Linked DNA regions of Mus musculus: all the other regions are linked to region 3. Evidence: chromatin loops called from intact Hi-C (ENCODE). Cell type or tissue: left cerebral cortex. All regions are shown on one strand.

The links. A loop is a pair of places that touch in the nucleus more often than their neighbours do. Peaks named below come from ENCODE experiments on the same cell type or tissue, not always from the same donor. Only the 100,000 strongest peaks of a DNase experiment are listed, where the experiment ranks them.
Region 1: a loop joins it to region 3, with 4 times the contacts of the local background. A loop is called at or near these places in 23 of 42 quality-filtered maps.
Region 2: a loop joins it to region 3, with 5 times the contacts of the local background. A loop is called at or near these places in 24 of 42 quality-filtered maps.
Region 4: a loop joins it to region 3, with 2.8 times the contacts of the local background. A loop is called at or near these places in 13 of 42 quality-filtered maps.
Region 5: a loop joins it to region 3, with 6 times the contacts of the local background. A loop is called at or near these places in 28 of 42 quality-filtered maps.
Region 6: a loop joins it to region 3, with 4 times the contacts of the local background. A loop is called at or near these places in 12 of 42 quality-filtered maps.
Region 7: it touches region 3 in a loop (2.8-fold over the local background); 6 of 42 quality-filtered maps call a loop at or near these places.

What each region holds. Positions count from the first base shown.
Region 1 is chr3:152,191,640-152,195,639 of GRCm38, forward strand. Dnajb4 (DnaJ heat shock protein family (Hsp40) member B4) reads right to left here and starts at 2,206. Exons shown (of 3, transcript NM_025926.5): 1 at 1,738-2,206. The coding sequence starts at 1,948. In left cerebral cortex, a CTCF peak has its summit at 2,309; DNase peaks (open chromatin) are centred at 298, 1,170 and 2,200; H3K4me3 peaks cover 2,627 bases; H3K27ac peaks cover 2,292 bases.
Region 2 is chr3:152,222,877-152,226,876 of GRCm38, forward strand. It overlaps Fubp1 (far upstream element (FUSE) binding protein 1), which reads left to right. Exons shown (of 20, transcript NM_057172.4): 15 at 1-104; 16 at 410-489; 17 at 3,204-3,341. Among named protein-coding and RNA genes, the nearest start is that of Fubp1, 14 kb to the left of the region's middle. In left cerebral cortex, a CTCF peak has its summit at 2,256 (motif pointing left); no DNase peak of the experiment used is centred here.
Region 3 is chr3:152,109,010-152,113,009 of GRCm38, forward strand. All of the region lies in intron 3 of Gipc2 (GIPC PDZ domain containing family, member 2), which reads right to left. Among named protein-coding and RNA genes, the nearest start is that of Gm40179, 3.9 kb to the left of the region's middle. In left cerebral cortex, a CTCF peak has its summit at 2,226 (motif pointing right); DNase peaks (open chromatin) are centred at 2,231 and 2,579; H3K4me3 peaks cover 605 bases; H3K27ac peaks cover 614 bases.
Region 4 is chr3:152,299,294-152,303,293 of GRCm38, forward strand. All of the region lies in intron 7 of Miga1 (mitoguardin 1), which reads right to left. Among named protein-coding and RNA genes, the nearest start is that of Gm31999, 35 kb to the left of the region's middle. RefSeq lists an enhancer at 3,830-4,000. In left cerebral cortex, a CTCF peak has its summit at 1,867 (motif pointing left); no DNase peak of the experiment used is centred here.
Region 5 is chr3:152,207,638-152,211,637 of GRCm38, forward strand. Fubp1 (far upstream element (FUSE) binding protein 1) reads left to right here and starts at 2,785. Exons shown (of 20, transcript NM_057172.4): 1 at 2,785-3,063. The coding sequence starts at 2,956. It overlaps Gm40180 (a long non-coding RNA gene), which reads left to right. Exons shown (of 3, transcript XR_867759.3): 3 at 1-1,251. It also overlaps a transcript of Dnajb4 not described here. In left cerebral cortex, a CTCF peak has its summit at 2,266; DNase peaks (open chromatin) are centred at 2,245, 2,727 and 3,449; H3K4me3 peaks cover 2,840 bases; H3K27ac peaks cover 2,183 bases.
Region 6 is chr3:152,228,284-152,232,283 of GRCm38, forward strand. It overlaps Fubp1 (far upstream element (FUSE) binding protein 1), which reads left to right. Exons shown (of 20, transcript NM_057172.4): 19 at 3,594-3,739. Among named protein-coding and RNA genes, the nearest start is that of Fubp1, 20 kb to the left of the region's middle. In left cerebral cortex, a CTCF peak has its summit at 1,634 (motif pointing right); no DNase peak of the experiment used is centred here.
Region 7 is chr3:152,157,241-152,161,240 of GRCm38, forward strand. The region is part of intron 1 of Gipc2 (GIPC PDZ domain containing family, member 2); the gene reads right to left. Among named protein-coding and RNA genes, the nearest start is that of Gipc2, 6.7 kb to the right of the region's middle. In left cerebral cortex, no CTCF peak of the experiment used is centred here; DNase peaks (open chromatin) are centred at 1,154 and 1,860; H3K27ac peaks cover 325 bases.

The DNA.
Region 1 (4,000 bases), 83 kb after region 3:
AAAAAGAAAAAGAAAAAGAAAAAGAAAAAGAAAAGAAAGATAATTTGGGGAGTGAGTTACTCTAAAAAGCACTGCCAAGAGAAAACGTAAAGAATTAAGAGTACCAGCTGGTATACTTGAAAACTCTGAAGTCAAACACGATTAATGAGCCTGAATCCTACGGCTTAACACAGAGGTGCACTTGAGCACTCCATAAGATGGAGCCAAATAACCTGCGTTTACACAAGTGGCTTTGTGGGAACTCACACACCACTCCACCTACTCAAGAGTGGCCAGAGTACTGGCACTGTCTCAAGAGCCTGCTCGCTCCTGAGAGGTCACACCACGGCATTCTCAACTGTGTGACCATGGGGAACAGACAGCCTCAACTATCCACATCTTGCTTCTTGTAATTACTCACTCACTTTGTAAGAACTTGACACTGTGGATTTGCACGAATTACAACCACAGGCAGCAGCATGCTTGGGACTGACCCAAAATTAAAGCAGGAGGAAAAGGGCCCACCACTGCTCTGAGTTGTCGGTTTAGTTTGCTTAATGCATGGCCCTGTTTGAAGGACTTCTAATTAGGGAAATCTGGTGTTTAAATGCTATAAACAAGGGGAAAACAGTATGTTTCCATAGCCACCGTGACTTAAAAGACATTAGGGGAAGAATAATGCAAAAGAACTTTAGTCTGTTTTAACACTTGAAAACCCCAGAACTCACGTGAACTAATGCATGGTTGCCGCTGCTGCTGACTGACAATTTCAAACTCCTACTTTATGGCCACATTTACGACATTTATGGACATTTATGGAGATGCTGGACAAAATTCGGAATGGTAAAAGGAGATTCTCAAAGGCTACTGAGCTCACTGAGTCCTGATCTCAGAAGGCAAGAAAAAAAGTATGGCTGAGGGAAAGGGCAGCTGTCATGCTTCCTCTTCAGCCACATAGTAAAATTTCCAAAAGAAATAGTTAACTAAAACAAACTCAGTCATTGTTCCAACTAGGTGGCCATTTTGGGTTAGAGAAGGAGAGGGAGGGCGGGAGGGCGGGGGGGGGGGGGGAGGAAGAGAGGGAGGGAGAAAGAGAGAGAGAGAGAGAGAGAGATCTTGTTCTCCTGGCACAATATTAACTGTTTATAATTAAGCTAAAAACTTGTTCTGGTATTTTATGACATCAGGGAAATTCTTTCCTCTCTAGGCAGATTGCCAAAAACAACTAGAAGCTAAATGCCTGTGCCTTCTGCTTCTACGACACACCACTCCGTCTTGTTCAGTTTCAACTAGCGTCGCTCTAAAAGGACAAAAAACTTCTTGTTTTTCTAAATAAAACATAAATGGCCCAGAATTTGAATTGCCGATCTTAAAATTTTAAGTGACTGAAGATTCTATTAATTCTGGCAATAAAATCATTAAAAACAAAACAGGTTGCATAAGACTTTTAAACAATTCATTCACAGGCATGAGAATTTAAGGTTTCTTTTAAAATATAAAATGCTAAAACAATAAGTCTAACAGGAGAATATGAATAATACAATATTCTAAGAAAAAAACCCACAAAGACAAACATGACATTTCATTCATAGCTCATTCAAATAATCAAGGATTAAACCTTAGTTTTAACCTGTTATTTTTCTTTTTATTTTAGTATGTCTGATGTTCTCATGTAACGATAACCAGAAGGCTGAGAGAGAGAGAAAAAAAAAAGCTACGATTCAGACACTGCCAAAGGTACAGAAATATGCAGCTTACCTTCTTCGCCAAACTGATCATATATTTCTCTCTTTTTAGGATCACTCAGTACTTCATACGCTTCTGCGACCTCTTTAAATTTTTCCTCTGCTTGAGGAGATTTGTTCTTGTCCGGGTGAAATTTGAGGGCTTGCTTTCGGTAAGCCTTTTTAACATCTTCATCTGTAGCTCCTTTGTCAATTCCCAAAATGTGATAATAGTCTTTCCCCATTTCGAATGCCTTGAAATGAACTTAGATTTCCCTTTGTAAAAGAAAACAGCGTCCCCAGGCTTAGCAACACAATGATCCTGAGAAAATAAAGCAAGCTGGGTATCTTACAAGTTAAAGCAAATCAGCAACTCGGCTCAGCTGTCCAGAGGCAGCAGGCAGCGTCTCTATTTAATTCCTCCCCGGCAGCTCACTTACAGATAAATAGACACCGCACGGAGACGGCCTCAGCTAGACCCTCCCACTTCAACTACGTGTCTCTGTACTTTCTAGAACAGCGAACGAACGAACGCTACAGGACGTCACTTTCCCAGCGGCCTCTAGGCAAAGTACTGAGCTGTGCCTCTCCTCCTCCACGATTAACTATTCCCTTTCCTTCGTCCTAGCTGTACCCTTTTATTTCCTGTGGATTTAGCAAACCAGCACAGAATGCCGCAACTACATATACATTTACTCCATTAGAGGTAAAAAGGCAACAGAAATAATTATAGCCATTAGGCATCCCATGTTAAACTGATTATACAGTCAGAAAAGCCCTCAACTTACAGTAGGTATTCTAACTTCAATTTCAAGTTACCTAGCTATAAAATGTGCAGAACTAAAATATGAGGTGTTTACATTTAAAATCTTCAAATAATTTGGGTCATTTTCAAAATTTCTGGGGTCTATCGATCTGAAAAGTGAGGGAGCCACTATATAAAATGTCACATGGTAAAAGGACTGTTATAACATTGAAAAGCAGTATTTTAACATAAATAGGTGACTTAAGAATGGTTTTAACTAGGGGTTCTTTTTTTTGGAGGGGGGATAATACTTAATAAACCATTCCTTATCACAATGAAACGGAAAAGCCCATTCTGAGGGGGTCTTTATACTGCAGGGAATGTAGGGGAGAGAGGATCAGATTCCAGCACGCTCAGGTCAGTGTAACTGTCACCCGGGACCAGTTTACGGCCTGGATGGATTAGTTAGGAGAGGCAGTTAGGTAACAAGTTCCTTCAAAACACATTTCCCCTAATTTTAAGTATTTACTTGTTGACAAAGATTTTTTTGAAACAAGTGGGGGGGGGTTTTCTCCCTATCTTTTTAGTATTCCCTTGTAATATTAGTATATTTCATACCTTTAAAAAACATTTGTTGCGATTTGTTGTAATTTTTTAAATCAACAGTTTTAATCATTTTACATTTATATGTTATCTGATGCTTTCCTTCTTTAAAAATGTATCTTGAATAGATGAGAAATATTTTGAATGTAAATAACTCATCTTTTATCTCTTTTGTGGGTTTTCAATCTGTACCAGCTGGCTTTGTGTGTCAACTTGACACAAGCTGGAGTTATCACAGAGAAAGGATCAGGATCAAACATTTCTTTTTCACATTCCATGTCCCAAAGACCATGGGGAAGTTAACATCAGCAGTCATCATGAGAGTGCGACTCTGAAAGTGCATATGCCATCACACTCACCTATAAATATCTACCTGCTAATACAGGTGTAGGGGGTAGACTTGAGAGAGACTATGAAGAGAAGAGAAACTACAATTAGTAAATTAACTGCATTTAAAAATTGAATTCTTCTATTAACATGAAGCTCGAATTCTCCTTGTTTTATTACAAGTATCTAGCCTGCTGTATCATGCAATAATTCAGGACTCAGAAAAGCATAAATTTATTTTTATGTATATCAAAAAGCTTAAATGTGATTATTTTATCAATGTTAACAGCAACAAAGTTTTTGTGCATAATAGTATGTTGAAGTCAAATGCTACTCTATTTTAATGACAGGTGGATGGGCCAGAGGTAATTAAAACTCTGAAAGTCACTGATTTTGCTCCTAGCACTTTACTCAATGTTCTTACTCGGGATGCTATGCTTTAATAACCGTACAAGAGTGGTCTGTACAGAAGACAGCACTTACACCCCATACCTACAAGTAGAACACATCGTCCAACTGACACCATCTTTCTCTAACTTGATTTTCATTTCTACTTAACAAAAAACTCTTAGCTGTTGTGATGGTTCACACTGGAATCCCAGCACTCAAGGACTGAGGTAGA
Region 2 (4,000 bases), 110 kb after region 3:
GTTCCAGGTCCTCATGGGCCTCCTGGACCTCCAGGGCCGGGAACTCCAATGGGACCATACAACCCTGCACCTTACAATCCAGGACCACCTGGCCCAGCTCCTCAGTAAGTACCACATTTGCTTGGTTCTGGGCTTTCCCTAAAGACCTAGGAATTGGGGGCTGGAGAGATGACGATGGCTCAGCAGTGCAGAGCACTTGTTCCTGTTGCAGAGGGACCTGAGCTCACTTCCCAGCACCACACGGGGGTTCGCAACCATTCGTGACAGGTTCCAGGGTATCTTTACAGCGACACTAGGCATACATAGCTGCATATACATACATGCAATACATGCAGAGGCAAAACCTACACATAAAATAAATAAAGCTGGCTTTTATTAATGGTATTTGTGTTTTGTTCCCCACCCCTAGCGGTCCTCCAGCCCCATATGCTCCCCAGGGATGGGGAAATGCGTATCCACATTGGCAGCAACAGGCTCCTCCTGACCCAGGTAAAGGGTAATCTACTATTAATATGTTAGCTTCATTGTATACTGCTGGTCACAGTCCTAAACTACCTACTGCATGTGCGATCTTTTAAGGCACTTCCCCTGCAGTATAGGATGACACTGCTGTCTAGTATGTTGTGACTTTATTCATAGTAGTTCATATTTATAAAATAATGTGTTTAACACTACTATGTTCTCAAATAATAAGTATAAATTATTTTGTTGCTGATAAAATTAAGGTCCCTTAATTACCAAAACAGGAGAGTACATTTATTTTTCTCTCTTATAATCTGGATTTTCTATAGCATGGTGTTCTCATTATATCTTCCCATACTGGTTTTGTTTCTACTCCATCATGATCAGGAATCAACTTGGAAATAGGACTTTTTTCTTTGTTTTTCTTTTGTTTTTTCACTTTGCAGCCCCTGTAGTTTGATTCATTTGAAAAGTTTGAGAGAACGTGTTCTGAGTTATAGATTTCTACATAGTGTATTTTTTACAAATCAAAGTTGATTTAGATGTAATTGCTTTGTTGGATTTGTTAAATGTTTTAATATTTTAATGTATGTTAAATTCATAGGAACTTTTCTCAGTCACCAAATAACCACAACTTCTATTCATTTAAGAAACAACTTGAGCCGGGCGGCAGTGGTGAACGCCATTAGTCCCAGCACACAGGAGACAGAAGCAGGCAGATCTCTGAGTTCGAGGACAGCCTGATCTACAGAGCATGTTCAAGGATAGCCAGGGACACACAGGAAAAATCCTATCTCAAAAAAGAGAGAGAGAGAAAAAAAAAGAAAAAGAAATAACTTGAATTGTGATGGCATCTGAATATGAAAGATGAGTGTCGATTAGCAAAAGAGTGCATTCCCAGGGCAGACAAGAAGCATCAGTTATGACTTCCTTTGTAAGGGTTTTAAAAGTGAATCTTCTCCTTCTAACAAGCATTTAGACGTGGCATGATCAAATAGAGTTGGAACAGGTTATATTGAAGGTTTTATATGGCTAATTCAATTTCATAGGATTGCTCAAATGAGTGATGTTTGATATTAGCACTGTAAGGTCTGGTCAGTGAATATGACTTCCAGCATTACCTGGAAGACTGACTCGGCAATATGTTGCTTAAATTTGACTTGGAAGTATACAGTATTTTATTGTCTGCATTTTCAAGAAACTGCTGCTGTGAGGTTGAGATTTATATAGATGTCAAGAATTTAATCTTCAATCTTAAATGGATAATATGCGAATTCATCCTATGTAAAAGAATAGTGAGCTCTTAGTACCTGCTAGTTGCAAGTCACAAAAAAAAAGTTTGGGTTTTGGTTTGGTTTTTGAGTTACAAAGGTGAGCTTAGTGCAGAGGATGCTGGTTGTGGTGACTTGGGAATAGGGCAGCAGCTAAAACTTGAGTATTGGGGGATGCTAAAAGAATTAATAGAAAGGATAAGCCACAGTGCTGGGGATAAGCATTAGAACCTGAGTTCTATCCCTCCCACCTGTTGTAAAGAAAAATAAATAAAGCGCTTTAATAAAGTTCGTAAAAAGGATCCGTAAAGTTTCCTGGCCTGCTCTTGTAACCAAATCTAGGAGCTCTGGGTTCAGAGAGAAATCCTATCTCAAAAAAAATTAGGAAGGAAGGCTGGAGAGAGGGCTCAGTGGATAAGAAAAGCAATAACTGCTCTTCCAGAGGTCTGAGTTCAATTCCCAGCAACCACATGGTAGTTCACAACCATCTGCAATGGGATCTGATGCCCTCTGCTGGTGTTTCTGAAGAGAGCTTCAAGTGTACTCATATACAAAATAATAATAATTCTTTTAAAAAATGAGGAAGGGTGTCAGAGAGGTAGCTTAGTGATTATTATAAAGGTCTTCCTGCTCTTTGAGAGGATGCAAGTTGAGATCCAGTTACTCTCACACCTTCTGGTTCTCTTTAGTAACCCACATTTGTGTAGATACACACAGGTTCACAGATACACATAACTAGAAGTGGGACTTTAAAGTCTAGATAAAACAAGGTGAGCATGTCTAGGGAGATCACCCAGAATCAGTACACACAAACAGACACGCCACGACACGATGGCTAAGCTGGGGAGGGCGGCCAGACCACAGCATGTAGCCCGGAAACAGGAAAAGTGGAGGAAGAAAAGGTAACGGCTTGGAAATCCAACGGCCTGTGTTAAATGGGGCATGGTCTTAAAACTGTACAGGAGCTTTCAAATGATAAGCTATGCTTGAAGTATCCTAAAGGTGTTAGAAAAGGATAGAGCAGGACTTTCAGGATTGTGACTGAAATAAATATAAACTGCATGTATCTAACCTTTGTTTCTTTCTTGTACAAATTAGTCCATAACTGCCTGCTATACAGAACTGTTGCACTTGGCAGCTTAACTTGTTGGGGGAAAAAAAGCAAAGACACGGGATTGAGCTGAGACAAACCATTGGATTGGAAGCCAAAAGATCATCCATTTATATACCAGTTCCACCGATCACTAGTAAATTACTTAATACCTGTAACCTAGGAAATTACTTAATTCCCGAGGCTGAAGTTTCTGAACTAAAAGCCAAGTGATGATGATAATACTAGAACATTTTGAAAGTTTCCATTCGCTATTGGTAACTTTTGAGCCTATTTGTCAGGAATCACCAAAAAGGTAAGGGTTGGTTTCTAGAGTTTACATATTAACCTTGAAACCGCTCTTTGTTTTTACATTGTAGCCAAGGCAGGAGCAGATCCAAACTCGGCAGCTTGGGCTGCTTATTATGCTCACTATTACCAGCAGCAGGCACAACCCCCACCTGCAGCTCCTGCCGGTGCACCAGCTACAACCCAAACGAACGGACAAGGTAACTACGGTAATGAAAGATTTTATTTCCTATTTTAAAGCTATAGTTTGTGTTTGGATTCATGTATGAAGTCATAACAAAACTCTCTTTCAGTCCTGAGAATTGTTGGGCCTTGTGCATGATGGTATCATTAGGTTAGATCCTCGGGCCTAAGGTTTTGAAGACTCAGTTGTGACTTTGTGTAAGCAAACTAAGTCAAATAATAGTTGGAAGAATAATGCCTTAAGTAGTGAGACTGTTAACTGTCCTCCCCCCACCCCCATTTACTTCACTACCCTGATTTATGTCTGTTATAATAGTTCTGAAGAGAGCTACTGAAAACTGTACTTAGAGACATAAAATCATATCACCTTTCTACAGACCCTTATTCATTCCAAAATAAATGACCACCATGGACTTTAAAGTCAGTTACTCATCATTGATATACCACTGTTATACACAGCCCTTGCTTAGATCACCAACTGACCCCGTGTTTTCATTAGGTTCATTAAGTCTCATCAAGCTAGAGCACTTTCTTGGTCTTCTTTTATGCCTCTAATAAGAGGATAACTCAACAGTTAGATAGCTGCCAAGCTATAGAGTTACTAACCATGGTTGTTTAAATGGTCTTGCTACTACCAGCCTGGTTTTTGCACTATACTACAACTATGTACTGTAAAGAATTACCT
Region 3 (4,000 bases):
ACTTTGGTTTTTCTTTTGCAATGCAGTAAGTGTGGTTTTCCAAGGCATTAATCCTAAGCAGGAACACAACCCAGGGAGAGGGGAGGTCGAGTAATTGGAAGGGGTGTGCCCCATCTAGACCTCTCCAATAACACATGCCCTGTGGGAACAAAGGCCCTGCTTAGCCAGACTCACTGTTGGCAAAGAAACTGGATACTCAGAGGTTTGTGTGAATTTCCTGATTCTTTTTTCAATTTAAGCCATTAAGCCCAATCCTTTAAAAATAGCACACTGACAAAAATAAAAAGAAATCAGGATCTAAATAAGTACAGGCTACCAACCCATAACCTCTGCAAACGTGTTCAAGTCCCTTTGGCTGCTTTCCCTCTGCAGCTGCAGCTTAGGGCAGAGTAGCAGGGGCTCGACCACCCAGAAAGCAGCTGAGCCTGCAGTCAGTCAGTGAGGACCTGCAGAACGTACTGCTGAATTCGAGCAGCAGAGAGGTCTGTGCAGACGTCAGAGGTGCACGCAGGTGTGCTCTTGATAAGAGCCCTAGACCGGTGTGCATCTTCTGCCAAGTTCTGTTTTCTTTCTGGGTATCTAGGTCAGTGTGATCAAGAATCTCACACATTCATTTTAACCCAAATTTAGGGTCAGAATCTCCAAAGTCCAAGTTCTCCTCTGAAAGTTACCATAGGATGAATAGACAGCCTACCCGAGAAGGAAGGATGCCATAAATGGTGTTGAGATGATGCCCAGAGGTTGGTCAGTGACTGAGCATCTTTCCAGAACAGTGAGGCTGCACCTACAAACTCAGCTCACAGCCCCGGCCTTGCCAGTTACTACATGTCCCTGGGGAAGAGAGGACTCTCAGCTGCTCAGAGCACAGTTTCAAAAACAGTGTCCGGTGAGAAAGAATAGGTCAGTCTGTCATCGGCACTGGCCAGCAGTGGGAGTGTTCCCAGCCCAGGGTCACATTCGTAAAGCAGGGAAGTCAGGCTTAGTTGTATGGTACCAGTAAGTGAACAAAACACACACATGAGTGCACATGCCACACTCAAGTTTGCCACGTCCCAACAGAGCTGGGAAACACACAGCACACACATGCCCACATCTCTCCACTTCATTCTGCCACAAACAGCACACAGCACACACACCAGCGCCACCGCAGTGTCCCCCTGCCATCTACCCAGCATTCTTTGTTTCTAAAACAAAATTTCCTACAGAGCAGACAGTGAACTGCTCAATCAACACACATGTGTTTTATTCTAGTATTACATACATGTGTCTAATCGAGTGTATATTAGCATATGCTTCAACCACTGTTGCTTAAAGGCTCGTGAACACAATCTACTCCTAGAAAATGAACCAGTTCCGCAGTCATTGAACAAATAGTAGGCACCTCATGTTTACAAAGCGAAGGACCCTAGTGCTGGAGTGTGTAGCTTCTAAAAGGCATGTCCAGCCCTCTGTGAAATCAGCCCACCTCTACAGAGGATATCTGTGAGAGGTGGCTTGTCAATTTGATACCATCTCAGTGAGAGACTGTGTAGAGCAGATTGGCCCCGTAGACATGTTAACTGACCTGAGAAGACCCAGCCAGAAAGCGTGCAGCACCAGTCCCTGAGCTCGAGTCCAGGGTTATGTAAGTGCGAGAACCTGAGCTGGGTGATAAGCATTTCCACATTGAGTGTAGATGAGAAATGAACTAATTTCCTGTCTCCATCACTGCCCTGCTATGATAGACTGTAGCCATGAACTGTGAGCTAAAATAAATGCATTCTCCACTTTCTGCCAGGATATTTTATCACAGCAACAGAAACGAAGCTAGGACAAGTCTCCGCAACACTCCTCTCCACAACAGCAGAGTCTAGAAGGGAAATTACGGGCTGGAGAGATGGCTCAGCGGTTAAGAGCACTGACCGCTCTTCCAGAGGTCCTGAGTTCAATTCCCAGCAACCACATGGAGGCTCACAGTCGTCTGTGACGCAGTTTGCCCATATACGCCCCACAGACCGCCGCCGCAGATCGGCACCTCCCCAACCAGAGCGGAGAGCTCACGCTGACCGTCTCTATCACAGTCCGTGCGGACACTTGGGCTCACTCTTGGTACCCTAGCTGCTTAGGGCCTGCGCCCATCACTGAGTGTCACGAAGAGTCACTGCCCCAAAATCTCCTTATTGGTAGCATTTGTTTTTATGACAGCCAGCTTCTTCTCAGAGAGTGTCACTTCCAAGCCCACCACTTGATGGCACTAAAGCAGAAGTTAAGCTCTGCTTTCTGACAGCCTCCAGACTGGCGTCACCCAGCCTGGCTTTTTCCAAGATTTGAGGAGGTTTCGGGGGCAGGTCAACTTGTTCCTACATGAAAACAGGCAGGATGATCCGGCTCTCATCGCGAGGCTGGTGTAGGAGAAGACAGGGTTAATGTTTGGGGAATGTTTAAAGATTCTGAACGTTGATAGTCTGGCCGAACTTGGAGTATAGCCTACCTCTGCATGTCTGGACAGGCAGACCCAGGCCCTAAATCCATCAGTGCACAGAAATGGGTAGACACAGGCTTCTCTGGGGATGAGTTAGGAGGGGACATGGTTCAGACTGTAGATCTGTAGCCAGCCTCAACCTGTAAGGCCACTACACTCACACATAAGGATTCTCCTCTCTCATTGGATAGCTGCCTGCCACCATCACTGAGAACATAGAACACCCCATCACTGCTGGCTGCCTCTGCAGTGAACCGAGTGTCACCGAGAGACAGCTGTGTTTCTCCCAAACCTTCTCATAGCTGTGATGTCTGTCACTCTAATTATGTGATTTAATTTTAAAGAACACGAGCTGATGACACGGGGAGCTATAATTACCCAAAAAATTAGGTTAAGTGCTTTGGAGCAACTTTGTAAGAGTTGAAGAAAAAAAAAAAAACGAAGGCAAGTGGGTGGCCCTAGGAGATTGGAAAAAGTATTACAGTCATGGTCATTTCACAAACCAGGCTCTTCTTTTTAATGAAAGAACTCACATGTGTTCCTTAACGTTGTGATTATATAAGAAAGAAGTCCAGTTAGGTGTGGTGGCAGTTACACTCAGGAGCCAGAGGCAGGAAGATCTGAGTTCAAGGCCAACCCTGGCTACATGAGACCTGAAGGAAGGAATGAAGCAAGCTGGGGAGGGAAGATTTCACACATTCTGGTTTGTGTGAAAAGAAAAGAAAAGGCCTTTTAGGAGCTAAAGGACAAAGATGCTTGCCACATGAGCCTAGTAACCTGAGTCCCATCCACAGGATCAAAATAAACACATCCTCTGCCCTCCATAAATGTGCCTTGCATACAACATACACACTAATAATGACTAATGATGAGTGAAAACAAATAATGATGATACTGATGATGAATAAAAGCCCTTTTAGGTCGAGAATTGTAAAATAATGTACTTTATTTATTTATTTATTTATTTATTTATTTATTTTTGGTTTTTCAAGACAGGGTTTCTCTGTATAGCCCTGGCTGTCCTGGAACTCACTTTGTAGACCAGGCTGGCCTCGAACTCAGAAATCCGCCTGCCTCTGCCTCCTAAGTGCTGGGATTAAAGGCGTGCGCCACCACGCCCAGCTATAATGTACATTTTTATGTCTCAAATTAAAGTGCAGCATTCATACAGACGTGAATTGCTTTAGTGACGATCAGCTGGCATTTTTAGCAAGCCTACAAACTCAATCTTAGCTGTCTGGTAGGAAGAAAAGCGTTCGTCTCCAGTCCCACTCCAAAGCCAGGATGTGAATCCCAGGGAAATCAGTGTAGACAAAACTGATTCGAAAGCCTGTTGTGTCTCAGGACAAGCATTAGCAACGTGGCTTGGCTCCTCAGTAGCAAGAGGAAGTGGCACTCTCCCGGTTCTTCATGCCACGAAGGACTTAGCCTGGAGTATGATGCCACACTTGAGGGCAGGGGCAAAGAACAGGATCTCAGCAAACAGTAGGCACAAAGGGACTGAACGCTACCTGAGCGGTCAAGAGAGTCCAGGGAGTG
Region 4 (4,000 bases), 190 kb after region 3:
AAAGGAAAATTAAAAGCTCAGAAATTTATAGTATTCCACCAAACTAGAAAATAAAACAATTGTCCTATACTTAAAATTTTATGTTATTACTGATTTTCTTTATGTGTGTGCCTGAGTACATTTCTTTCTTTTCTTTCTTTTTTTTTTTTTTTTTTTTTTTTTTGGTTTTTCAAGACAGGGTTTCTCTCTCTCTGTAGCCCTGGCTGTCCTGGAACTCACTCTGTAGACCAGGCTGGGCTCAAACTCAGAGATCCACCTGTCTCTGCCTCCTAACTATATGCATGTAGATTCCCATAAAGGCTAGAAGATGATATACACTTTCAGGAAATGAAGTTACCAGCGGTTTGAGCCACCAAGTGTGTATGTGTGTGTGTATCACACCCAAGTCCTCTAGGAGAGCAGTAAGCATTGTCCACACTGAGCCGGGTCAGCTGGGAGAGCAGTAAGCATTGTCCACACTGAGCCACGTCGGCTGGGAGAGCAGTAAGCGCTGTCCACACTGAGCCGGGTCCGCTGCTTTACACTTTTAGAAACAGTTTCCTAACTGGCATATTGGTATCTTTGGCCACTCAATTATGGGGGAAATTCCCATAATTTTCTTTTCAGTACAGATAGCACATTTTAAAATAAACACACACACACAAGTGTACACACACACACATGCAAGCACAGGCACACACACACACACACACACACGAAAGCAGTCTTATAAATAAATACCCGTGACATATGGGGTCAGCTGGAATGAGTGACTTCATCTCTTGTAAACTCTGTTAAAGATTTCTATCAAGAATCCCATTCCTTCCCCGTGTGGTGTATTCTCTGCTGTTCAATAACTATAGAGCAAAGCTCCCCTTTTAGGGACATACACTTGAGACAGACATACACACAGATAGACACACATATACCATGACTGGCTCACAAGTCAGCATTTGGACAGGCACAGAGTCAGACACACAAAACAGGCACACGACAAAGTCGAGGAGAAAGCAGAGGAAGTAGAGAATTCAAACATGGGCTTGCTCTGGGTTAAGTGACACTAAAGGGAAATGCTTTCGTTTCTATCCTTCATGCATTACCAAAAATTCATGGGTGACTCTGCGTTCATCTCTAACGGGTTTCTCCACAGCAGAAGAATCAGAGACCACGCCTCTTGTTTCAGTAACTGCTATAATTCCCGAATGGCAGTTTAATGATGATGAAAAGAAATAACACATCTGCTTCTTGGGTGAGCCAATAAAAAGTATAGAGAAGAAAGCCTGGGCAGTACCCCAAACTCACTGTTTTCACACACCCCATTAAAATTCACAACATTCTTTCAAGAGAGTCTCAAGTCTTGATTACCCTACAAAGCACAAGGAGAACGAGCTGGAAAGCCAAAGCTTTCATCTTAGTAGATCAGAAACTGCCTATGACATTCTCTGTAGCAGATGGCTTTGGTTGCTAAGATGGAAAACCATAACCAAAGCAGCTTGGGGAGGAGAGGGTCTGCATGGCTCACACTTCCACATCATAGTCTACTACCGAAGGGAGTTAGGACAGAACTCTAACAGAACAGGAACTTGGAGGGAGGGGGGAGTGGATGCCGAGGCCACGGAGGGCCTCATGCCACTTGGCTTGCTCTCTATGCTTGCTCTACCAGCTTTCTTACAGCACTCAGGACTACGAGCCCAGGGTTGGACCCACCCATAATGGCCTGGGCCCTTCCCCATCAATCACTAATTAAGAAACAGCGTTCAGGCTTGCCTACAGCCTGATCTTATGGAGACATCTTCGTAATTAAAGTTCCCTCCTTTCAGATGATTTTAGATTGTGTTAAGTTGGCATAAAACTATCCAGCACAAGATCTGGCACCCTCTTCTGGCCTCTGAAGGTACTGTACACATAAGGTACACAGACGCGCATACAGCACCCATATACATGAAATAAAAATTAAGAAAAAGCTTAAGCTGGGGTGGTGATGCACACCTTTAATTCCAGCACTTAGGAGGCAGAGGCAGGCGAAGTTCTGTGAACTTACAAAATGAAATATTATACAACAAATATGAATTGTTGCTTTAAGCAAGGAATCAGATAAACATCATAACATGTTAAGGGAAGAGCTGAACACACGACCTCACTCATGCAAAGCACCAGACTTCTGGGTACGACAGTGCACGCCCGTCACGCCAGCGTCTGGGAGGCAGAGGCACCAGGAGCAGAGTTCAGGGTGATCCTCAGCTACATAGGACATTTGCAGCCAGCCTGACCTACACAAAAACCTGTCTTAACACCACCACCAAACAACAGAAAAAAAAAAAAAGGTTAAAAACAGACAAAAGTTGGCTGTTCCCCCAGTCTCTGCTCCATTCCCCAACCCTGCATTTCTTGTAGACAAGATAAATTTTGGGATGAAAATTTTGTGCGGGGCTTGGTATTCCTATTGTTCCATTGGGGGTCCTGCCTGGCTACAGGCGGTGGCCTCTTCAGGTTCCATATCCCCAATGCTGTGTGTCACAGTTAAGGACATCCCCATGGATTCTTGGCTGCCTACCTTATCCCAGGTCTCTGCCTCTTCCTGGAGATGCCCCTGACCTCCTCACCCCATCATTTGCAGATCTCCATTCATTCTCACGGCCATCTGGCCATCCCTCCTGTCCCTCCCCACATCTGACCCTGAACCCCCCTATCCCCTCTCCAACCCCTCACCCACGCAGGTCCCTCCCTCCATCTGCCTCTTGTGACTGATCCATCCCACGAACAAGCACCAATCCCTGACACTGTTAATGACACTCTGTTATGTCTGCAAACAGGAAGGAGTCTAGCATGGCTGTCCTCTGAGAGGCTTCACCCAGCAGCTGACTCAGCCAGATACTGACTCACAACTAGTGGATGGAGCTTGGGGACTCTTATGGAAGAACAGGAGGAAGGACTGTGGGCCCCGAAGGGATAGGGACTCCACAGGAAGACCAATAGTCCACTAACCTGGACCCTTGGGACTCTCAGAGACTGAACCACGAACCAAAGAGCATGCATAGGCTGGACCCCGGCCTCCCCACGATAAGTAGCAGATGTGCACCTCGGGCTTCAAGTGGGTCCTAAACACCTGCAATGGGGTTTGTCCCAAAGGCTGTTGCCTGTGTGTGGGGTATGTTCTAGCTGGGCTGTCTTGGCTGGCCTGGGTGGGAGAGGATGCACCTAGCCTCACAGAGACCTGATGGGCCAGGGGTAGGGAGTGTGCGCGTGTGTGTGTGTGTGTGTGTGTGTGTGTGTGTGTGGTGATGAATTTCTATTGGACAGAGGTGTAACCATATTTCTCTTTGTATTTCTTTCTTCATCCCTTTCTTCAAGGTGTTACTCTGTAGCTCGGGCTGACCTAAATTCACTCAGGAGATAAGGCTGGCTTCACACCTGCAGGGACTCCCTTGCCTCAGTCTTTGAAGTGTTGGGGTTACAGGTGTGGGTCACCATGCCACGCCCAGATGCTTTTGTGTCTTTTTGACACTGCAAAGAAACTGCAAGTTCTTTAGAGAATTCTGATTGAACTCATATGCTCCAATATGCCCAAGTATTATGCTAAGGGTTACCACAGACCGTTTACTCTGATTCAGGTAACTCAGGTAACTATTATAGGACTGGCCTAATATGGCTAACAAATCCTTCTCTTCTTGTAACTAGAACAAAAGAGCCATGTCTAATCAAATTTCTCTTTTCCAAAGCCTTCCATAATCACTGTCTCCCCCACCGATCTGATGTCATTTCCCACCAATTACTACAAACATCAAACCCTGTCACCATGGGTTCCCGTCTGGCTGACAGTGCTCTAGCAGTCACCAGCCGCGGAGGCCTGAGCTGTGCAGTCCTCAAGGTGCTGCTTCAGGATGCAGAGGGAGGGAGCTCGAGGAGCAGGGCTGCGTCAGCTCTGAGGTTAGGATGAAGGAGCTTTGTAAGGGGCAGTGCTTAGCGCGCATGAGCACAGAACACAATGCCATTACTGCCTTCCACACGGCCATATGCATTC
Region 5 (4,000 bases), 99 kb after region 3:
GCATAATATCTCTAATGGCTATTCCGGGTTGTCAACTTGACTATACTGTAATGAACTACAATCCAGAATTGGAGGGCTCACCTGTAATCTAGATCTTAAGGCTAGAAGACACAAGTTTCTGACTTGGATCTTGGCATGGCGGCTAAGGCAAGAAGATCTGTAAGTTCAAGGTCAGCCGGGGACAAAACAAGTCCCCAGATCCGGGTGTGGTGGTGCAGCTTGTGCTGGAGACCTATGTAAGAATATTGGAAGAGAGAAGATTTGCTCTTCTTCATCTGCTTGCACTTGCACTTACTTGCCAGCACACTGGAATCTACTTCTACAGAAGACCAGCTCAAACAACTAGCCTGAGCAACTACTAGATTCTTGGTCTTCCATTTACAGCATTTACAGCTGCCCACTGTTGGAGAGTTGGGCTACAGACTGTCAGTCATCACAATAAATCTCCTCAGGATAGAGAGACATACCGTAAATTTTGCGACTCTAGAGAACCCTAATACAATACCCCTGTACGTAGAGTATGTTAGTTTTGAGTTCTGTACAAACGTTCTTAAATTTTTTTTTTTTTTTCCAGACAGGGTTTCTGTGTAGCCCTGGCTGTCCTTGAACTCAGGGATCCACTTGCCTCTGGCTCCTGAGCATAAGGATTAAAGGGCACAAAGCACCATCACCTGGCCAACTTTTTTCAAATTTTGAAAGATTATTTTACATGTTCAGGTGTTTTGTTTGTATGTGTATGTATGTACCTTGTGGGTGGTAGGAACTAAACCCTGGTCCTCTGGAAAAGTACCAGTGCTCTTAACTGGTGAGCCATCTTGACAACTCTACAAATTCCTTATCTTTATTTTTTTTGTTGTTGTTAGTGAAACATAAACAAGAAGGAGCAAAACTAAAGTGCTCCCTTTTGATCTGGGACTACAGTGATAGTAATTGGGCCAGGGCTGGAGCAGCAGGGTCAAAAAGTGCTGGACTTCATACACTGGCAAGAGTTAATACGGTCAAGAAAAGGCAGGGGCAGGGATCAAGGAAGAGTCAGAGGTGTGAACTCAGTGCCTGAAGATATTTTCAGTTATCACAATTGGTGGTGCTTAGGAGAGGGCAAGTAGTGGCCAAAGATGCTGCGGAGATATTGTACCATGCAAAGCATACAGCCAAGAATTACCCAGTCCAAAGTCTCTCAGCAGCATTGAGGATAAGAAACCGTAGTCTAAGCTGATCCCAAAGTATTCCATACTACAATACTCACCTTCCCGGTATGCAGTGTTGTAAAAAATGAGAAATGAAGGTCCTTTCAATATTTAGAAAAAATCTAAACGATAATTGGTTATAGGGGGAATAAATAAAACTCTGAATTATTTCAACCAGACATCTAACTAGTATACAAATCTAATTAGTGAATAAAAACATCAATTACTGATGAGTAAATGCTATTTGCTGGGCAAACTTCCTTAAAACGCGACTGAAATACTCTCATTAGCTAGTTTTCCTACATATTGCTATGATTAAATCTGTAGCCCAATACCTTTACTGTTTTTCTAAATCCACGGACATTCCTAGACATCCATGAACAGGTTAAACAGGTCAAACTGAGCTATCAAATGGCTAAGACAGAGCTGGTTTTAAGAAAATCATGCTGTTTGTATCTGCCAGCACCTGACTTAGTAACTGATAGTGGGTACTGGACACATAGTTTCCGGCTATCGGAAAGCCAAGGGAACATATTTCTCTCATTCTAAGATTGGTGTTAAGAAAAATGCTTCTTAGACTGAGAGGGGGGAAACGTCATACATTAGACAGTCCATTTTGCCTTTTTCTTAGCTAAACTGAGAGCAGGGATCATTGTGGCATACTAAGTATAAACAGAATAAAGGCCCAAGAACCCTCATTCACCGTAGTAATTGCCAGCATTAGGCTAGCATGGCTAAGACACGCTCAGGAATGGTCTGGAGAAACGTGGTTATTGGCATATATGACAAATATTAGAAACTGCCTGCAAAGCCAACTAGTCCAGAAATGAAAATTCAGACCATGACATTGATCTGACTACCCGCAGGGGCGCGGGGGGGGGGGTGGGGAAAACGCAGTAAAGCCGGTTTGTGTCAGGAGCATGACACGTTCGTGACATAAGGGGCACATGGTAAGACTGGCCAAAGACACGCAACGCTAGGTGTCTACATACTGGATGTGCAACACTCACGTTTTTAAAGGACAAAGGGCGGTCATACTTTCACCATCCGCTCGCCCACACTATTTTACATAAGAGACTCAGTAGGCAATCGGCTCGAGAACTAAGGGCCCGGTGGTCTGAGTTCCTCCCCGCTTGTGACCGGCCCGGGTGGAGACATGGGCAGAGGCAGCTCGGCGCCCCGGAGCATGGTGGGCTCCCGCCGCCGGGCCGCAGACGGTTCCGCAGCGTCGCCGCGGACGCCCCGCACGCCCCGTGCGCGCGGCCCTCGGGCTGTGCGGCCGCGCGACACTGTTGCGTGACGTCCCCGCCCGACGACGTCAGGCCCCTTACTACGGAAACACGGAAGGACACTAGCTAGCTCCCTGATCCGCGACGGCCTTTCCAAGTCCCCTACAAGCGCGGGCGGCACACTTCCCGGGCGCCACTGCCTCAGCCGCCGAGGCGAGGGAACAATGGCCCGCACTCGCGCTGCGAGGAGGCGCCCAGAGAGACCCTACTCTCGTGGGAGCCCGGTCAAGTCTCGCGATATTCTTCGCCCGGCGTCCCTTCTCTGTACCCTCCACCCCCTCTTCACCCCCCGCCAATCGCGCGTCAGCGCTGAAACATCGCGGGATTTCCGTCTGCCAGTCTCCGCCCCTTTACGGCACGATGGTCGTGCAAGAATGTGATAGAGCCTCGACGGCCGCCATCTTCTTCCTTTCTTAGCAGTTAACCGAGAGCGGCGCCTCCCTCCGCGAGGAAACGGCAGCGTGTGCTGTAGCGTGGGTATGGCCGACTACTCCACAGTGCCTCCGCCGTCGTCTGGCTCGGCTGGCGGCGGCGGCGGCGGAGTCGTTAACGACGCTTTCAAAGATGCCCTGCAGAGAGCGCGGCAGGTAAGCGTGGACCGACCGCGCGGCGGCTTCCCCTCCCCGACCCCCGAGAGCCGCCGGCGGGGCAGGTCCGGCCCTGCTCGCACTCGCGGCTGCCGCCCGAGGAGATGGCGTCTTCTCACGAGGGGTCCCAGCGGCTCGAGGCCGAGCCCGTTGTCGTGGTCTGAAGCGCCCCCCCCTCCCACGCGCTCTCCCCGAGCGTGGCCTCCACTTCCGCCCCGCGCGCGCGGCCTCGCCGCCCCGTGCGCCCTGCCTGCCCCGGCTCCCTCGGCTCCGGTTCCGCCCGACCCAGGCGCGTGGAAGGTTCTGGGCGCTCAGGTCACGGCGAGGGCAAGCCAGGGAGGGCCGGCTGCCTGGCTAGCGGTCCCCGCCGCTTCCCGCGCCGCCGAGCTCTCCACCCTCGCCGTAATTAGCCTAACGTTCCCCGCGGCGTTCACCAGCGAGGCTCTCCCCGGGGCGGGATCTGCGTGCGATCCACCAATCCTTTCCCCAGCTCCAAATGGCCCCGGGCCCTTTCTTCCCCAGCCTTGAGTTTGAATCTGCCTCTCTCTTCCCAAGTCGAAGCCTCCAACCTCTTTGTGCTACGTAGGGACGTACTGTTGCCTCGAATGGCAACCATTTTCCCAGATGAAAAGGGTTGGATAGATAAGAGTCCTTGCATTTGACACCCCCCCCCCAATAACCTGAACGTCAATGTCTTCAAGTAGCCCCCGCCCCCGACTTCTTTGTAGCTTAAAAATGTATAATGTTGCCTTGCCGGGTGGGGTGGTGCTCGACTTTAGTCCCAGCACTCGAGAGACAGAGCCTGGCAGGTCTCTTGAGTTTGAGGCCAGTCAAAACGGCCAAGAGGGACCTGTCTCAAAAAAAAAAGTATGTTATGGAATTTGCCTGTAAGGTAAAATAAACCCTTATGGCTCTGTTGTAGTTGCTAGACATGAGC
Region 6 (4,000 bases), 120 kb after region 3:
AACTAAACGGAAGTAAATACACATTACAAAGCTAGAGATGAGTAACAAAACATTTGCTTGTTTTTAAAAAAGAATACTTGAGGTAACTCATCCGTATGTTTTTATAATGTTAAAGTTTATATTAAACAAGCTAGGCAGTGGTGATACCTGCCTTTAATCCCAGTACTTGGAAGGTAGAGGAAGGTAGATCTCCGAGTTTGAGGCCAGCCTTGTCTACAAAGCAAGTTCCAGGACACTTGGGACTCTTAGACAGAGAAACCCCATCTTGAAAAACAAAAATAATAATAAACAGGAAAGGTGACATCCTGAAATTGACTGGAAGTTAAGACATATTAAGAGCAATTCAAGAAATTCTTATAATTGTGCTTATGGCAGAGAAATACAATTGTCAGCAAGTTAATAATTAAAACCTGGCATTTCCTTACTAGGTAATAATATATGGCTTTATTACTGTACTTTTGTGTAGTGGTCTAAATGGAATGAGATTAAATTTTAGGCCAGCAAAGTAGTTGTATCACTGGCTTTACTGCAAAATAAGCATAAAATTAGCCCACAGTGACATTGCTTTACATTTCTAAACATTTGCATGCATTGAAAAGGAAAAAAGGGTGACCTTTTAAAAAGATTTTGACAACTATTGAACGTAATTCTTAACATAACCATAGTGATTGTGTTAATGTATTTCTTGTCGGTGATACAGCTTTCGACAAAGTTCCTTTCAGAACAACTGTTTGGGGAAATGTGATAACAAACTTCTGCAGTGAACAGATGGGCTGATAACTTTTCTTAACCTCACTGATCGCAGGCAGGTTCTAACAGATGGACCTTAGCACTAGAAACTTGAAACCTGCCGGGCGTGGTGGCACACACCTTTAATCCCAGCACTTGGTGGGCAGAGGCAGGCAGATTTCTGAGTTCGAGGACAGCCTGGTCTACAGAGTGAGTTCCATCCAGGACAGCCAGGGCTACACAGAGAAACCCTGTTTGGGGCCTGGGGGGAAGAAACTTGAAACCTTAAAACAATATTGTGTGTAATTAGAATGCTTACATAATTTCTTCTCTGAACTGTGATATTTTTGAGAGTAGATGGAAATGTATTAATCATTCCGTGGTAGCCGTGCTGAAATAGTGCTACTTGTTTATAAGAAGCTGAGCATGCCAAGGTGAAAGTGCGCTAACTCCATTGTTTGTTTTTACTGTGTGAGTGTTGATTGGGTAGAAACCTGGTAACTGGACTACGTAATTAAGACAGAGTAAGGTATTTGTCTGTGCTCGATTATGTCATGTTATTTGTTTACATGACTTCAAATAAGTTTTATAGATATTTTGCATTCTGTATTCTTAAAAAGTATATTGACTAGGACTTTTGAGAGTAGGTATTTTAACTCAATTAGGTTTTAGTTTTTAATATTCTAGCACTTTCCAGCACACAGTTCTGTGAATTCCTCTTCTTCTAATTATTATTATTATTATTAGAGATTTATTTATTTTATGTATATGAATGCACTGTAGCTGTACAGATGGTTGTGAGCCTTCATATGGTTGTTGGAAATTGAATTTTAAGAACTCTGCTCAATCCGACCCAAAGATTTATTTACTGTCATAAATAAGTACACCGTTGCTGACTTCAGACATACCAGAAGAGGGCATCATATCTCACTATGGGTGGTTGTGAGCTACCATGTGGTTGCTAGGATTTGAACTCAGGACCTTGAGAAGAGTAGTACTCTTACTCGCTGAGCCGTCTCCCAGCCCGAATTCCTGTTCTTGGTTGTTATGTCTACCGATCAATCAGTTGGCATACATAGAGACAGACACACACAGACAGCAGCATCGTGCAGGATAACTATTTGGAGACTCATTTTCTTCATTTGTGCTTTTTTGTAATTATGTTGAAGATCTTAATCCTGTGAGCAAAAAAAGACTAACTGAACAATTCCCTGTCATATAGATCTTGAAAGATACTGTTTTAGGTAATTTAATTAATCATTGAATTAGTATTTTTAATTATATGATAGTTATAAAAATCATTTTTCCCTGTAAAACATTTAACTACAATTTTTTTCTGAAAGTATGGTCCTTGATATATTTTTTAGTATAATCATGAATTAAGAGACCTTAAAGCAAAAGGTTCAGAATAGAAGCTCAGGAGATAGATGGGTAAGAGTGCTTAATGACCTGGGTTCAAATCCCACTACCTATCTTAAAAGCCAATCATGACTGTTGCATGTTGGGAAGCAGTTGCAGGAGCTTGCTAGCCAACTGTGGATTCAGTAAAAGGAGCAGGGGAATAAGGTACAGAGGGATAGAAGAAGGCAAAGGCAGGCAGATTTCTGAGTTCGAGGCCAGCCTGGTCTGCAAAGTGAGTTCCAGGACAGCCAGGGCTATACAGAGAAACCCTGTCTCGAAAAAAAAGAAAAAGAAACTCATTTGCAGTTAACTTGCTTGTTTACAAAATTCATTAAGTATTTCTAGAATTCGATTTTTATCATTTGATAACTCAGAATGGTCACTTAAAACAAAATTACTAATAAACGCTGAGTTTTGGGCTGGTGAGATCGCTCAGTGGGTAAGAGCACCCTACTGCTCGTCCGAAGGTCCGGAGTTCAAATCCCAGCAACCACATGGTGGCTCACAACAACCATCTGTAACAAGATCTGACACCCTCTTCTGGAGTGTCTGAAGACAGCTACAGTGTACTTACATATAATAAATAAATAAATCTTTAAAAAAAAAAAGCTGAGTTTTACATCTTTCATTGAACTTTATTTCAGCTGCCAGGTTATTTTTAGTAAAGCTGTGATATAAACTCAGTATGTCTTTTGCTTCATTGTGTGTGTCATAAATATCTTTCAGTACTTCTCTGTAGTTTAAGACTAGTAATATAGTGACCCAAATGGATAGAAGAGTGGTGAGCTAGGTATGGTGGCACATATACGCATTTAGTCCTAGTGCTCAGGAGGCAGAAGCAGGTAGATCTCCAAGGATGAGGTCAGCCCTGGATAGTGAGACCCTTTCTCAGTTAGCAAAAAAAAAAAACAAAGCGTTTCTTCTTTCCTTGTCAAAGATTATATCTGAATTTTCCCCTTTGTTTAAAGGTATGTGAGTTTGGGTCATTTTGTCTTTTACTAATCAAGCTGAACTAAGAGACTGAAACTTGTGATTGAAGTGAAAAGAGTATCTTTGCCGTTTCTTGTGTGCTGCACTTTCCCCCCTCATCCTCCCTCCCTTGTCTAAGGCATATTTAAGATAAACAGAAACTGAAGGGGCAATGAGGCACAGATAATCCTAGCACGTGGGAAGTTGCCAAGAGGATAACAAGTTTTGAGCCACCTGTGCTACATAAGTGAAACCCTGTGTTGAGATAAAAACAAGAGCTATTGCCCCTCTGTGCCTTGCATTATAAGCTGTACTTAATGGTACATACATTTTTGTATTAAAGTTGAGGGGGTGTTTTAGGTCACAAGGGCAGACACGAGGTTATTAAAAGGCTTGGAAGAAGTATTAAAAAGGCAAGATGCTGTGTTTACTAGAGAAGAGTTACTGTGAGATTTGTAATTATAGCAGCAATAAAGTTCTCTGTTTTCCTGAAGGTCAAGCAGTTCCTGCTCCTGCTGGGGCCCCACCAGGTGGTCAGCCGGATTATAGTGCAGCCTGGGCTGAGTACTATAGACAGCAAGCAGCGTATTATGCCCAGACAAGTCCCCAGGGGATGCCGCAGCATCCTCCAGCACCTCAGGTAGAAAACATTTGCTATTTTTTTTGTTTTGTTTTTGTTTTTGTTTTCCACTCCAACCATGTTTTCTGCATGTTTGTCTGTTTGGGAATGAATATGTTTTACTTGGTAAAGTATAACTACATGAAATATCGTGTTGTGTTTGGGGACTCAGTTTTTCTAATAATGTTTTCTGGCATCTGAGTGCTATTTTTGTAATGCCTTTGATTTTAAAAATAAATTTTCTTCCCCCCAGGGATTTGCAAATCATGCAAGAAGCCACCA
Region 7 (4,000 bases), 48 kb after region 3:
GACCTGTTGATCCGAGAGCCCCGTCTCTGGAAGCCACAGAATCACGAGTTGGATGCAGTGGTGCATATCTGTAAACCCAGCGCTCATACGGTCAGATGAGAGCTGAGGCGGGGCAGTAGGCTGGACGCCTGGAGCACTTGGTGCAGCGTTGGAAACACGAGAGACCCTTCTTCAACAAAGTGGAAGATGGGAGCAGGCTCCAGAGATGGGAGTAGACGCCGAAAAGAACATAGGTTCTTTTCCCTTTAAAATAAATAATTGAATATTTTGAGATTGAGAGCTTCAGTTTTGTTTGTTTGTTTTTGTTTTTTGAGACAGGGTTTCTCTGTGGATTCAGTCTGTACACCAGGTTGTCCTCGAACTCAGCGATCACACGTGCCTCTGCCTCCCAAGTGCTGGGATTAAAGGCATGTACCACCACTGCCTGGCTGAGAGTTTGAAATGTTAAAATCACATTTTTAAATGTATTTTTCTGGCTAGACATGATGACACAGCACATGATCCTAACTACTCAAAAGGCCCGAATGTCTGAAGCCAAGAGTTAGAGGCACGCCTGTGCAGCAGAGAGACCTCCATCCCAAACACTTGTGAGATATGTCAAGAGAGAAGGAACCACCAAATGGTTCACCCACTCATTCGATGAGCTGTTCGGTACCTAACGATACAAACTGATAAAGGTTGTATAGCTCTAATCCAGAATATTCCCAAATCTGAAACTCTGAGCATCAACATGATACAAGCAGAAAATCCCACACCTGATTCCATCCCAGGACTTTTCATTGTGTGTTTACAAGTATTACAAAGTTTTTTTTTGTTTTTTTTTTTCTTAGAAGTCTGAAACACCCTGGCTACAAGCACTTCTGGTGAGGAAAAATCACTGGCCAGTATAGTCAAGACCACAGAAATAACTTCTGAGCCCTGTAAAGAAACTGAGTCTTAAGTTTCTGGTTTCTGGATATACCAGCTTCTAGCCACATTCAAATGTACGGCCTGCTCCAGCCTTCATTCCTCACAGTAAGGATTTATAACCATATCCAGCCGTCAGCTCCTTGCTGAACAGTTAAAAGAGGTAAATATTCAAAACGCCTCTTCAACAAAATGTATAACGATGATCAAGAGCTCACGAGCTCCAGGCACAATGACTCAACTCTTTTATATAATCTGAATACTTTTAAAAATACTTTAGGGGTTGGCTGAGTGGTTAAGGAGCTTATACAAGGGTGAAGACCTGAGTTCAAAGACCAACACACATGTAAAACCCTGAGTCTGACTCTGCATGCCTGTGAGCCCAATATTGTGGGACAAAGACAGGCAGAGTCCAAGAGTCCACTGGCCAATTGGCCTAGCTGCAATGAGAAGGGTCATATTTAGTGAGAGGCTCTATCTCAAAGCAGTAAGACAGAGAGAAGAGGAAGGCATCTGGTCCCCTGTATTCGAGTATTATGTGCATGTACACACACACTCATGGGTATGAACCAAACATATACACCATATACACATATATACGACACACACACACACATAGACCACTCCCACACAAATACCATACACACACCATCCACTTCCACACATTCAAAAAAAAATTTTAAAAATCGCTATTCGGTTTTCTAAAGAGACATCTTTCATTTGTGTGATGAATTAACCAGATTCTCTCCTCTCTCTCTCTCTCTCTCTCTCTCTCTCTCTCTCTCTCTCTCTCTCTCCCTCCCTCCCTCCCTCCCTCCCCCTCCCCCCTCCCTGTCCCTCCTCTCTCCCTCCCTCCCTCCGCTGAATTGCTCAGTTAGTTATTTGGGGACGAAAGCATCCGACAGAGGCTTTTTGCATAATTGCCATCTGTTTCCATGTACTGATCACAATAGTCTGCACCCAGCCAACATCAGTAGCAAATCTGAAACAATTCACAGGCTCCATTCACTTCTTCCTCCAGGGACCACGAAACAGCTAGAACCCAAGGAGTCACTTCCCAGCAGCAGCAGCTGTCTTTATGTATGTTCACTGTGCATTGGACTGGGTTTTGTAGAGATATTTTCAAATATATCATGAACTTTGACCATATTTGTTCCTCATTCTTTACAGCTGAATACAGCTCCATTGAGTGTGTCTGTGCATATATGTATAGGTATATGGCATATATGTATATGTACATGTATATACATATATGTGTGTGCATATATGTTTATGTATATACATATATACATAGATGTGTGTGTGCATATATAAAATGTTCTCTGTCTTTCCACAAGCTGACAGACACCCAAGCTGATTCCATGACTCAGCTTTAAACAGTGCATCAATAAACATGGCTGTGTAGGTCCCTCTATGACATGCTAATTGAAAGTCCTTTGAGCAATTGCAGAGAAGCTATACAGTTTGACTCTATGGCATTTTTTTTTTTTTGGAACATTTATGGTAACTTCATAGTAGCTGCACTAACTTAATTCCCCTCAGCAGTATGCAGGATTCCTGTCCCCCCTCTATTCCCTGCACAGCACTGCTCTGTTTGGGTCTGTCTGTTGTTGCAGTTGCTGTTGCTGCATGAGTGTATGATAAGGTAACTTCCGGGATACCAGCGGCACATGTGTAGGGTAGAGGACAATTTGCGGAAGCCGATTCTCCCCTTCTCCCTCCGTATGGTTCCAGGTCACTAGGTTTGTCAGGCAAGGGCTTTACCACTGAGCCATCCTGCCAGGCCTGCTATTTGTTTTATTTCATGAGAGCAATCCTGAATTTGGTAAATGGATCTCATTGTAGTTTTGATTTGCATTTTTTAATGACTAATACAACACGTTTGGGGGACAAAAGAAATACATATTTTTTAATGTGTGTTGGAATTGAGAAGCGTTTGGCTAAAGGGGTTTTTCTTGGTGTGGGTCATTAATCCCAGCACTCAGGAGGCAGAGGCAAGAGGATCTCTGAGTTCCAGGCCAGTCTGGCCTACAGAGCTAGTTCTAGGACAGCCAGGGTTACACAGAGAAACCCTGTCTCCAAAAACAGAGCAAAACAAGGTTTTCTTGGCTGGAGGAATGACTCCGTGGGTAGGAGCACTAGCTGCTCTTGCAGAGGATCTAGGATCAGTTCTGAGCAGCCCTGTGACAGCTCACAAGCATTCATAACTACAGCTCCAGGCAATCTGATGTTTCTCCTGACCTTCAAGGGCACTGCATGCAGGTGGTACACACACATACGTGTAGGCTCACACTTATACACATAAAAATTCAATAAGTAGACATTCTTAAAGTTTTCCTGACAGGTTGTGGTGACGCACATATTTAATCCTGGTACTCAGGAGGCATAGGCAGACAGATAGATGTTTGTGAGTTCAAGGCTAGCCTAGTCTACATAGTGAGTTCCAGATCAGCCAGGGCTTCATAATGAAAGCCTGTCTGAAAGAACTGTTTTACTAAGAACCTCCTAGCTTCTGTGCAGCCAGTTAGAACCAGGAAACTCAAGTCAAGTCTTGGCTCTGACGATCCCATGGGTTCTGGGAAAGCAGCTTAACTTCTCAGAGGCACACTTGGTCCAACTGTAAACTGCAACCGAACCCAGTGAGCAGAGACCACACCCTACCCTGTCTGCCTGGCACAGCTGGGGACGCAGGAGTCCCTGGGAGTTCGCTTGCACCTGCCTCCTCACCTGACCTCAGCCTTCTTCCTCTTGAGAGAGTGGAGCTCTTGGTACAATGCTACTTCTGTCCCTGCAGCCACTTCTCCAGAGTCAGGAGGCTTCTGCAGTCCCTGTCTACTCTCTTTAGGGAGGAGATTTTTTTTCTTTTATATATATACACTAACATCTCAAAACACAAGTGTATATCACCATAGCCCTCACCCAAGAACAGAGGAGGGGACAGAATCCCCAAGGTGTGCTTGTTGTTGTTTCTGTTTGTCTTGTCTTGTCTTGTCTTGTCTTGTCTTGTCTTTCCTTTCCTTTCCTTTTCTTTCTTTTATTTTCCTCTATCTCCCCCTTTCTTTCTCTCTCTCTTCCTCTCTCTCTTTCTTTCTTT